3 separate regions of the Mus musculus genome follow, and all the other regions are linked to region 3. Evidence: chromatin loops called from intact Hi-C (ENCODE). Cell type or tissue: left cerebral cortex. All regions are shown on one strand.

Region 1 (4,000 bases), 880 kb after region 3:
GAGATATGTGTCAGCCCGGAGCTCTGTCATTAAACTACCTCATGCTTTTACATCAAGATGGTCGTCTGTTCGTGATTCTTGGGTGCGCGAATCGAAAATTGAGTGGGGTTTCCCCACTAGGTTCTTTCAATACCACAGACTCAGGAGACTCAGGAAAGGAGGGACTCCTCCGCCAGGGTTCGCCAGTAGATTAGATTTCCAAGTGATTCTTACTGAATCCTTTTTTCTTTCTTTCTTTCTTTTTTTTTTTTTTTTGGTTTTTCGAGACAGGGTTTCTCTGTGTAGCCCTGGCTGTCCTGGAACTCACTCTGTAGACCAGGCTGGCCTCGAACTCCGAAATCCGCCTGCCTCTGCCTCCCAAGTGCTGGGATTAAAGGCGTGCGCCACCACGCCCGGCTCTTACTAAATTCTCATGTATTACTCGTGAGGGCAGGTCATGCGGAGTGAGCACAGTCACACGGCTCCCAGGTGGCGGCCAGAGCTGTAGAGCTGATTCTCCTCTTCCACTTTAATGTGGGCACGAGACAGTCACTCACCGAGCCATCTCTCCAGCCACCAAGTGATTCTTACTTAAAGAAGACAGCCTGATGAAAATCATAGACTCTTATGGTGAAGGGTGACCCCCAGACAAAGTAGAAAGCAACCTCCTGGGAGACAGGAGGAACCTGAATCCAGAGCCTTGTGCTGAAAGAGTACCTGAAATAGGAGGGAAAGTCTTAAAGCAGAAAGCTCGGGAGAAGGAACCCAGAAACCATCAAGGGCCGACTAGAAAGCCCAACGTGGATGAGCGGGGCAGAGGAACTGGCAGCAGGATGGACTGACACTTGGTGCTGCTAGGGGCATAGCCCAGCCTGACTTGCCAGACGATGTAATAGCTCCTTGGGTGTAAAGCATAGGCCAAGCCACACCAAAAATATTTAACCATTTTTTAACCCACGAAAGGGAAAAAAATTTCATCTCGGGACAACCTATCTGTTGGCTTGGCCAGCTAACTTTACAACTAAAGAGACATAAAAAACACTATGTTATCTATCAGGCACTAACATCCTATGTAAAACCTTCATTGGGACAGGACTAGGAAAAAAGAGGACCCCACTCCTAACACACACTCCCAGAGACAATAAAAACGATCACGTTGTGACTATGGCAGTGGATTTCCTTTAATCAAAGACAACCATGACAGATCCAATAACTATCAAAAGCTACATTTTACCAAAAACAAATCTTCATCTTTAAAAACATTTAATCATACATATATACAATACATGCTGCTGCCCTTTCAGGGTTTCACTGTTGCCTTCAGGCCTAAAAAACATAAAATAAGAGGGAAGACAGCTGGTTATTAGCTGATAACCCAAAACTCGCAGTATACACATAAATGCAGTCTAGTGACCAGCCCCTTGTCACCGAGTAGGGCCAGGTTAAAAGGCTGCACTCCTCACAGAGTTAGTTCCCTTCCCCTCAAGATGCTCTGACAGAGGTAAGCTCTCTTGGAACAAAAGTTCAGTCAACTGAAATACGCACTGAATTTATATAAAGTGCTTTAAAAGCTCAATTTAATTCTCAAAATTAGAAAAAAAGATGAAGCTAAAGTGATCAGTTATTTTATAAACAGACTTACAGATAAGGAAAACGTGTAAATCGAATTAACCCCACAAGGTTTTAAAATCAAGGGGCAGGGTCAACAGACTCAAGGTCGATTCCACCCATGGCTGTCTTCAGGACAGAATACCAGTTGTTACTAAGATTTCTTTCTAGAAATGTCCCCCTTCGTAAAAATGAAGGTTTTTTTTTTTTTTTCATAGCATAATTCATTTCCGAAATGTGCATTTACTAGTATTCCCCTGAGGGAATGCTACTGCCACCTTCCTTTTCTGCTTCGTGCCATCACAACACTGGAGAAGTCTCCATATTTCATGTACTCAATTAGTGAAAACAAGCCCACGAACAATCATCCCCCCCCCCCCCCCCCCCCCCCGCTGCTTTTTCATCTATAGAGCTCAGGAACACCATGGTCACGGTAGCTGGCCTCCCGCTCCTGCCTGCCTTTACCAGTTACAGTTCAGGAACCGGACGCTAGAGGGAGACAAACCCCAGATGGCCTGGGCAGGAGGAACTACTAAGGCTCGGGGTTGCCTAATACAACTTTAATCCAACTGTGTGGCTGTCTGTCGTGTGGGAAACGGTACCTTCCGCTGCTGGCATCAGGCACTGAGCCGCTGCTGGCTCTGACTCAGCGGGATCACAGGCTCCGAAATCTCAAAGGTCTTCACAATCTCCTGCTCAGAAACGACGAACACTTAGGCAGTGGGAACATTCGTAGGGAAGGAGGACCAGGTCAGAACCGCCCTGGGGTGACCCGCAGGGCCTGCAGGGCCTTACCTCCCAGTCATGGTAACTCAGAGCTATAATTCCTTGACTCCTAATTTGAATGTTGTGGTCAATTCCCTCACTTTCTTCATTAATCACTGGCTCTGTTTAAAAGACAAAGATTTCAAACATTATCAGTCAGAACAGGTAACTTGAACAGCAAACGATCATAGGATTGAAGCTTGTACTGAGAAGATACTTGTATGTGCTGCCTAGATATCACGTACTACAAGCAGTTGAGTAGCGGAGCAAGTAACCCCGCTGATTCCCACACTGATCATGGGGTCTTTTTCTGAACGTTTAGCTTATCTGTGCACTAGCCACTTAGCTAAACCTTAGTGAGTCCAAGAGGAAGCCAAGCGCATGGAACAAATAACTGCATTGGAAGTCCTTAGTTCTCCATAAGGGACTTCAGAAGGGCATGAGTGAGAGAGATTGTATGCAGATAAGAGCAAGAGAGAACAGAACCTCGGAGGGAAGGCTTTGGCCACATGGACAGTGGTGGTCAGAAAGAAGGAAGCTACAAAAGTTACAAACAGTAAAAGTTGGGGGGGGGGGGGGCTGGAGAGATGGCTCAATGGTTAAGAGCACCGACTGCTCTTCCAAAGGTCCTGAGTTCAAATCCCAGCAACCACATGGTGGCTCACAACCATCCATAATGAGATCTGATGCCCTCTTCTGGTGCATCTGAAGACAGCTACAGCGTACTTATGTATAATAATAAATAAAACTTAAAAAAAAAAGTTAGGGGGATTTATCATTTTGTTAATCTTTTTTTTTTTCAAGATGGTTTTTCTGGGTAGCGCTTGCTGTCCTGGAACTCGCTCTGTAGACCAGGCTGGCCTCAAACTCAGAAATCCGCCTGCCTCTGCCTCCCAAGTGCTGGCAATAAAGGCGTGCACCACCACTGCCCAGGTTTTAAAACCATCCTATTTTCAGAATTTTCAGTTAACTAGGACAGATACATTTTGTTTACATCAATTTTATTAAAATGGGAATTTACCAGGCATGATGGCCCATGCTTTTGATCCAAATACCCAGAAGACATAAACAAGTGGATCTCTTTGAGTTTAAAGCTAGTGTGTTCTACACAGAAGTTCTAGGCTAGCCAGGGACACATTGTGAGACCATCTCAGTAGCAGAACTTCTTTGGTTTAAAAAACAAGAAAATAAAATTTTTGTAGTGGCACAAGCCTTCCTTCCCCACTCTTGGGAGACAGAGGCAGGCAGATCACAGTGTACCAGGTCTGACTGGTTTATGTAGTAACTTCCTGGACAGCCAGGGTTATGGATACAGACCCTGTCTCAAAACAAACAAAAAAACACAAAACAAAAACATAACAAAAAACCAGAAGCTTTTAATCCCAGCACTAAGAAGACTGAAAGTTTAAGGCCAGCCTAGACTACAAAACAAATTTCAGGCTAGCCTGGGCTATTTGCGGGGTTGGGGGGAGGAAAGAAGAAAAGAAGAAAAACAGAAAAAGACCTTACATTTAGCAAAACAAAATGGATTTCATAAAGTCTATTTTTTTTGGACTTTTTAAAAGATTTATTTGTTTATGTGAGTACATTATAGCTGTCCTCAGACACACCAGAAGAGGGCACCAGATCCCACTACAGATGTTTGTGA
Region 2 (4,000 bases), 1.1 Mb after region 3:
GAGTGGGTGGGGAACCCACCAGTCCGCTGACAGAAGATGGGCGATGGCAGAGCCAGGCACATTCAGATAAACTCCAAAGGTCACTCAGTCTATGCCTAGGTTTCCTGATTTCCAGTGTGCCCACCTACCCTACTACTTACCCACTGTGTCCCTGGATGCCCCAGTGAAGCCCTCTGCCATCCTAGAAACACTCCAGTTCTGGGTGGTCCAAAGAAGGCAGGGTGTCTAGGCTGAGTACCAGTCTCCTTTGCCCTGGTGGGTGTTGACTCCCTCTGCTAGGTGCTGTCAGAGAAAGCCTGGCAATGAACCTGGTCAGACGCTCACACACTCTACCAATCGTATGGCCCTGGTGAGCCTCGTCCTCCATCTTGCTTCCTCAGTCCCCTTTAGCCCTGAAAATATTTTAGATAAGAGAATTTACCTGATGTCAAGTGTGATACTAACCCCACCCCACTTCCAAAAACAACTCTGGAGAATCATTTAGCCCCGTTCTTCCAGGATAAACAAAGGTAACGGCTGCTGGTCAGTTGACCCAAGAACTGTTCTAGAAAGAGAAGGGCAAACCATTGCCATATGGCGACTACTGTAGCTACGAGTGATTTCTGGACTCTGCTGATTGTTCAAAGCAGTCACCATGGAGACAAGACACAGAGCTGCAAAGCCAAGCATTTGTTCATTCATTGATTACTGAGTACCATTACGGGTTTGCTGTTGGGTCTATGTATATTTTTATAGAAGTGGAATGTTCCATTAAAATAAAGACCACATCCTCTAGTCATTGTGTGTGTGTGTGGGGGGGGCAGTTGTCAGTGTTTCCACAATATAGGTTCCATCAGACATGTGTTTAAATCACCATATAGTGTTAGTTCCTGAAGGAGGAGCCAGGATATATATTTCCAAGGTCCTTGGCCCAATCAGAGCAGCAAATGAAGGTGTTGCTGTGTTTTCCGGTAGATTAAAATACATGGATGCCAACAAATTGGGTCCCTTGGCCTTGGATAATAGCAAAGATTAAAATCTATCTGCAAAGGTAATTCCCTCGCTAACTAAGCTTCCGGAGGAATGAGCTGATCTTGGTGTTCCGCCCTGGAGGACAGTATGATGTATAACAAACAAGGCTTGTCTTAAAGAAATTCAGAAACACATTCAAGGCAGGTCCATGCAAGATGCTGGGCTCCGCGATGGGGCTACTTGCCCAGTAGTGGCTGATGGTGCTGGGGTTAACTCTAGGGACGGATCTCCTCCAGTGGGCCTGTGGGGCTTCCACCGTGAGTCGCTGCACATTAATAGACATTAGAATGAAGCTGAGTGGTTGCAAGCACAACTGGAATTTGTGTTCTAGGCTGGACACATCTGTTCCTATTTGACTGGCTGTGTGCTCTTACACATAGCGCTTAACCTCTCCAAGCCTCTGTTTCCTCACTAAAAATGGGTTAACAGCAGCTCCTTTTAAAGGGGTAGCATCCCGGAAGGCGGAAGGCGTTAGCTTGGTGATTGGCATGTGGTATTCACAGCAAAATAAGATTACCATTTGTAGCCAGCAGGGGGCAGTAGTGGTGGTGAGAATAACTAGAATTAGTGGTCAGAGATTTTAGCACTTGTGTGGGCTGGAGCCTCAGAGTATGCCTAGGCAGGACGTAGGCATGGTCAAGCTGTTAGGAGACAGTGATTCCTCACCCGGCTACCCCCCTCCACTCCCACGAAGGCACAGTTCCCTGTTCGGTGGGCACTGTGGTGTGGAGTCCTGGAGTCCTAACCCAGGGACAGCCATGGGCTGAGCCGAGACATGATGCAGGAGGTTCCAGGAAAGGGGTTGGTGGAGGCCAACCTTCCTCAGCATCTCAAAGGAAAACATGAGATGCAGGAGCTCTGTCCTCAGGGAGGGCTGCTGGCCACTTGTGCATGATCAAGAGCAGCCTTGGGCTCCTGGCGTCTCAGCCCTCAGAGAGTAGAGCCACATCTGCTGGACGTCTCCCAGCTGGATCCCCATCCTACAGGACAGGAACGGCCACCCAGTTGCCTGTGCCGCATGTGTGTATCTGCCTTTAAGTGAGTTTCAGGAATGAGCAAAGAATAGCTTCTGTGTGAGAGGAATCCCCTGAAGTGGCCTGCCTCTCCATCGCTGTCTGCGCCTTTTACTGCGCCATCTACTGGGCATCTTCTAAACAGCGCTAGCATTTCTCTAAACTCCGGGCCATTGTCAGGAAAGCCATGTAAGAGCCATGGAACTTAGCCCAGGGATGAAAGCTATACTAGCTAGCCCTCCACTGCACTCTGCTCACTGTATTTTTGTATTTACAAGACCGCACGTTTCTTACCTTATTTCATTCTCACCAACGTTTTAAAGATGGGGAGTCCAAGGTTCGGAGTGGCTGTGTAACTCGCTCACCCTTACCAGCCATAGCTAGGATGTAAACTTGTTTTGCTTCTAGTTACTTCCTCTAATTCCTGTAGATAGCTTTAGAAGAGACCAAGAGACTGGGTGAACTCCCCTACAAGGAGACCAGTGTTGCTACTGATTAACTAGTGACAGTAGTAGTAGCTGCTGCTGTTGAAGCAGGTCTCACTGTAGCCCTGGTGGCCTGGAACTCACTATGTAGATCAGGCTAGCCTCAAACAGACATGTGCCACCACACCTGGCTTGGTGGCTTGCTTGCTTCCCTTTTTTTTTTTTTTTAACCTTTTTGGTATGTATATTTATATACTTGTTGCTTGCGCATATATTATTTCAGGGCTAACCACTGTGTTTTGAGTCACCAACAGAAGCCTCATCCCTGGGAGAAGCTAATTCTTCTAGAAGGCAGTGAGGAATTGTGCTACTTTAATAAAGTGTTGCTAGTAGGGTCTCTCTAAAGTCCATACCTCACTAGTCCTGGGTAGCTGTGAGGTTTCCAGTGCCAGGCAGGATTTCCCTCCTATGGAACAGACCGAGAACTGTTGGTGGCCATCACCTTTAGATACATTTTTTTTTAAAGCTGGACATTGTGATCATAGGTGTCATGGATGAATAGAACTATGGATTGGTTCCCTCCCTTGCTGACTTTCATAGCACTTTCTTTTCTTTCATATTCTCTCATATATTACATCCCGACTACAGTTCCCCCTCCCTCCCCTTCCCCCCTTGTTTTCTGGTGCTATGGAAGTAGATCAGCAGGTCAGAGGCTTTCAAGTTAGATCACCTCAAGTCCCCTGAGACCATTGTCCAAAATGAGTGGTGTCTTTAGCAATGGGTGACTTGCCTTCAACCTGTGAGAGACCTGCACCCTGCTATTCCCCTCTCTCATGGTCCCTTTATACTTGACCAGTGTCTCTGATTACTTTTAAGACAGGGTCAGTCATTGGCCTAGAACTTAATAAGCAGACTAGGCTAGCCGAGGATCCCCCTCTGTCTGCCTCCCTCCCATACTGGGCTTGCAGGTGTGCACTCCCATATCTGAAGGATTCTGGGATTCTGGGGGCTGAGTTCAGATCCTTCAGCTTGCAACACATGGGCTTTGCTGACTGAGTCATCGCCCCAGCCCTGTAACTGGCTCAATTTCAAACACCAAGAACACCTCTCTTGTCTTTCATTTTCAGAATAAAGAGATAGAAGAACTCACCAAGATTTGTGACGAGCTGATCGCCAAGATGGGAAAAAGCTAACTCTGGGCCAAGTGCGTGGACTTGGCCGTTGCGTGCAATACGAGCGTCGGCTCAACTGTTTGTCCTTCCGATTCCGTGAACAGCGTCTCCTTTCACTTCCGTATGCACTACTGTGTCCTCTTTCTAAATAAGGTTGGTTTGACCGTATGCAGTGCCGAGACCTACCAGGATTCCTTGCTATCCGTTTGCATTTTCTAGTATAATTCATAGCAAGTTGACCTCGGAGTTCCTGTATCAGGGAGACTGTCAGATTCTCTAATAGACTACAAATTGCTGGCCTTGGCCTTGGCCTTTGGCGAGCAGCATCTGATGGGACGTGAACATATGCATCGGGACTCTTGCCTTAAGGAGTGTACAA
Region 3 (4,000 bases):
AGCCCTCAATGATGAGATCTGGGGCCAGGTTTATTCTAGGACATGGAGCTAGTATGTGACTCTGAGTGCTCACGACCATAGTGTGTAGAAAGGATTCTTTGGAGCCCAGTGTAGTGGCTTATACCTACAACTCCTGCAGTAGGAAAGCTGAGGCTGGAGGATCATTATGAGTTTGAAGCCATATGGGATATAGCATGAGTTCTAGGCCAACCTGGGTGGGATCCTGTCTGAAGAAGAAGAAGAAGAAGAAGAAGAAGAAGAAGAAGGAGGAGGAGGAGGAGGAGGAGGAGGAGGAGGAGGAGGAGGAGGAGGAGGAGGAGGAGGAGGAGGAGGAGGGGAGGAAGAAGAAGAAGAAGAAGAGGAGGAGGAGGAGGAGGAGGAAGTTGTTACTGGTTCTTGCTGTTGACGTCAATCTTTTACAAGGATTGTCCAGTAGGTCATGAGAGCCACAACCCAGGCCTATTGCTCCCTTTCAGGGCCTGAGCTGGCTCTGGCCACTCAGTGTTCACACTCACAGTCTCTCTTGCTCCTCTTGAGTTAGGTTCTTCCCACATAGAAACACTTGTCTTCTTTGCACTCACCCTGAGTGTCCAAGTCCCAAGGTGTTGCCATGTTCACAAGTATACAGATAGCCTCTGTTGGTTAATCTTCATGTCACTTTGACTGGATCAAGACACTTGGGGATTAGTAAAGTATTTTTCTGGATGTGTCTGTTGGTGTTTCTAGAGGTAACTAAAGGTGGAAGATGAGCCCTGCACGTATGGAGGTAGCACCGTCCTGCAGGCATGGGATCAGAAGTAAGAGGGAAAGAAGGAGGAAGGTCGCTAGGATGGTAGAGTCTCTGCTTCCTGAGCACTGGGAGGTGAGCAGCCTGTGCCACAGAGACTCTGCCTTACCTCCTTCCTTAAGCAACAGATGTAGCCAAGCTTGGACTGAAATCTCAGAACCTGTGAGCCAGAATTAACTCTTCTGTTACCAGTTGATGTCAGGAAGTTTTTCCACAGTGACAGAAACACCAAAAAACAAAGTTTAAGAACATCACCACTGTCTTCTCAAGGTGACCATATTATTATTAAGAAAATTCCCACCCAGGGATATTCTAGATCACCGAGTATACTTAGAGGCATGAGATAGCCCAAAGGGGCAAGAATAAAATGGACACTAGTGTTCAGTCTCTGCCCTTCCTCTCCTTCCTTGCTGTGATACTCTGAATGAGAATGGCCACACAGGCTCACAGGGACTGGCACTATTGAGAGGTGTGGCCTCGTTAGAGTGGGCGTGGCTTTGTTGGGGTGGGTGTGGCCTCCTTGGAGCAAGTGTGTCACTGAGGATAGGCTTTAAGGTTTCCAGATGCTCATGGAAGTCTAGGATGTCTCAGCCTCTTCCTGGTGCCTGCGGACCAAGATGTAGACGTCTCAGCTACCTTTCCAGAACCAAATCTGCCTGGACGCTGCCACGTTTCCAGCCATGACAATAGTGGATTAAACCTCTGAAACTGTCAGCCAGCCCCGGTTAAATGCTGTAGTCACGGTGTCTCTTCACAGCAAGAGAACCCCTAACGAGGATGCTTACTTACCTTTCTTTACTGTCTAGTTAATGGCTCTACCAATCACCTGTCCCATGCAGGCACCAGAAGCACCTCCCACTTCAGAGCAAACAGGAAAGTGTCTCTTAATGGCCCTTCCTCTGCCTCAGATCTCCAAGGCTCTCTGTTCTCTTTGACTGGAGCTCAGCTTCCAGGTGCTCTGTTACAGCCTCTCCCCCTTCTGCAACAACAGCAACAACAACAACAACAACAACAACAACAACAACAACAGCTGCTATTACTATGATGAGGACAACAATGACAACTACTTCCCCCTCCCCCTCCCCCTCCTCCTGATAGAGAACTTGGTGTTAGTGTTGTTTATACAGAAACCACTTTACTGACTGAGCTGTCTCCTAAGACCTATATAAAGTCTATCAGTAAGATTACCCTATAATGAAATAATTTAACTCTAGTTGTAAAAGACTCTGCTTCCACATCCCCAGGCACCGTCCAGTGCCTTCTCAGGACTGCAGCTCACCTGGAAAGGGTGAGCACTGGGGAGTCCTCGTGCTCTCTAAATCCCACTCTCTCCATGCCCTCTCCATGTCGGAGCATCCAGGAAACTTCATATATTAGAGCTACAGCTTGTTTGACTAAGCCAATTCATGTAAAGTGAGATTCCATCTTCCTCTGGATTACAGTCCAGTGAGGTGCCTATCTATGGAGTCTCTGAGTGAAATGCTGCTGTTGGCGCAGGAGTAACCGCTTCGCTGAAGAGGAGGCAAGCGCAGGGCTGATTCTGTGTGACCTGGAGGAAGCCCTGCCCATTCTGAATATCAGGTTCCCCATCTCTCAGGGCTGCTGTGTCTGAGATGCATGGAGCGTGTGTCCTTGTGTCTCAGCCAGCTGTGGCCAGCAGAGGGCAGCAAAGATCAGTACATGGAGTTTAATCACTTCCCAGAAAGAGAACTCTAGTCTCTTGGTAGAACCCCTGCTGGGTGGTTCAGCACTCCAGAACCATTAGCCAACGGAGCAAGATATCCCTGATTGCTACTTGCTTTTTTTTTTTTTTTTTTTTGAGTAGAGAAGCTTCCCACGAAATCTTCTCTGAGTTTTAAATCAACGCCATAATCCCTCTGCCTACAGAGAAAGGCCTGGTGGGGAAGATGTGGCCTGTAGTTACATGCTGGTAGCAGGCTCAAGACAGGGCACAGAACTCCTAATGCTACCCCTTTCTAAGTTCACTGTCTCTCATAGGAGTGAAGTAGGCCAGTGCCTTGGGGGCAAGGCTCCTTTTTGTGGGAACTTAGGGGCATGGGAGGACTGTGGGATGTATGAAGGGCAACTGTGAGCTCCCATGTGGGCCTCAGGAATTCCACTCCACAGGCGGCTGGAAAGAAAGAGCCTTTAGCAGATCCGATCAGTAGGTGACTTCCGACAGTGCCTCGACAACCCATCTGGTCCTCATGCCCCTCCTCTCCTGGAGTCAGGCTTTCCACATCCCTGAGTTCTGGATCACGTGAGCAAAATCTGCAGCTTCCCTGGTGTCACCTGCAGCCCCACACTGCTGCTGGTGTCAGTGGCACTGGAGTGTATACATTACAGTCCCCTGAGATGCAAGGATGTGTCCTCCTGTATGTGTGTGTGTGTGTGTGTGTTGTGTGTGTGAGAGACAGACAGACAGACAGACAGACAGACAGACAGACAGACACAGACAGAGAGAGACAGAGAAAGGGCGAGTAATCCCATCAGGCCCCACTGCCCACATTCTATACACCCCGTGCTGATTAATCACCCTTGCTAACTGAATTTGAAATCACTTGGGAGACACAGCCCTTGGGTGTGTCTGTGACCGTAGGTCTAAGGAGGTTCAGCTAAGGTGGAAAGGTTCATTTTGAAAGTGGGTGGCACCATGCCTTGAACTGACATCTTGGACAGAGTCAAAAAGAGAAAGCAAGCTGAGCACGGGCGTTCATCTCTGTTCCCTGACTGTGACAATGGGACACCTTTCACACCCCGCTGCATGCTTCCCAGACACAAAGGACTGTGTCCCCTTAAACCGTGTGTCAGAAACAATCCTGTCCTTTCCTTCCTTAAGTTGCTTCCCCATGTACCACAGCAGTGGGCGGCCTCCTGCCTGTCACCACCATCACACTTTAGATGAGGCTGTCACCTGCTGGACATCAAAGAGATCCGGGGAGAGGCACACAGACCTAAGGTTACATGGGCGCCCATGGAGGCTCCAGATCCAAGAGCATATCCCCATCTACGGACCCCCACAGACAGTCAAGGCCGCAGCATATTGTCTACCACTCTCAGCAGCTCTGCCGACTCCCCCAGTCCTAAGATCTAGTAACTGCATTGATGGCTGTGACCCCTGCAGGATCCTACAGGCCCCAAAGACTCTGTTTAGCACAGGTGTAAGTACTGTCATCCAGCTGGGACTCATACCTGTGACCAGCCTGGAACACA

What was found. Hi-C counts contacts between places; a loop is a spot of excess contacts. Peaks named below come from ENCODE experiments on the same cell type or tissue, not always from the same donor. Only the 100,000 strongest peaks of a DNase experiment are listed, where the experiment ranks them.
Region 1: it touches region 3 in a loop (4-fold over the local background); 2 of 42 quality-filtered maps call a loop at or near these places.
Region 2: it touches region 3 in a loop (6-fold over the local background); 4 of 42 quality-filtered maps call a loop at or near these places.

The regions. Positions count from the first base shown.
Region 1 is chr7:130,531,388-130,535,387 of GRCm38, forward strand. Nsmce4a (NSE4 homolog A, SMC5-SMC6 complex component) reads right to left here. Exons shown (of 11, transcript NM_001162855.1): 9 at 2,383-2,474; 10 at 2,190-2,279; 11 at 1,139-1,305. The coding sequence ends at 2,205. Among named protein-coding and RNA genes, the nearest start is that of Gm4275, 14 kb to the left of the region's middle. In left cerebral cortex, CTCF peaks have their summits at 2,084 and 3,967 (motif pointing right); a DNase peak (open chromatin) is centred at 2,092.
Region 2 is chr7:130,760,678-130,764,677 of GRCm38, forward strand. It overlaps Tacc2 (transforming, acidic coiled-coil containing protein 2), which reads left to right. Exons shown (of 22, transcript NM_001004468.3): 22 at 3,577-4,000. The coding sequence ends at 3,642. Among named protein-coding and RNA genes, the nearest start is that of Btbd16, 11 kb to the right of the region's middle. In left cerebral cortex, CTCF peaks have their summits at 1,540 (motif pointing right) and 2,149 (motif pointing left); DNase peaks (open chromatin) are centred at 1,579, 2,144 and 3,430.
Region 3 is chr7:129,646,717-129,650,716 of GRCm38, forward strand. It overlaps Gm33122 (a long non-coding RNA gene), which reads right to left. Exons shown (of 5, transcript XR_869975.1): 4 at 3,980-4,000. Among named protein-coding and RNA genes, the nearest start is that of Gm51499, 2.6 kb to the right of the region's middle. In left cerebral cortex, a CTCF peak has its summit at 2,439 (motif pointing right); a DNase peak (open chromatin) is centred at 2,448.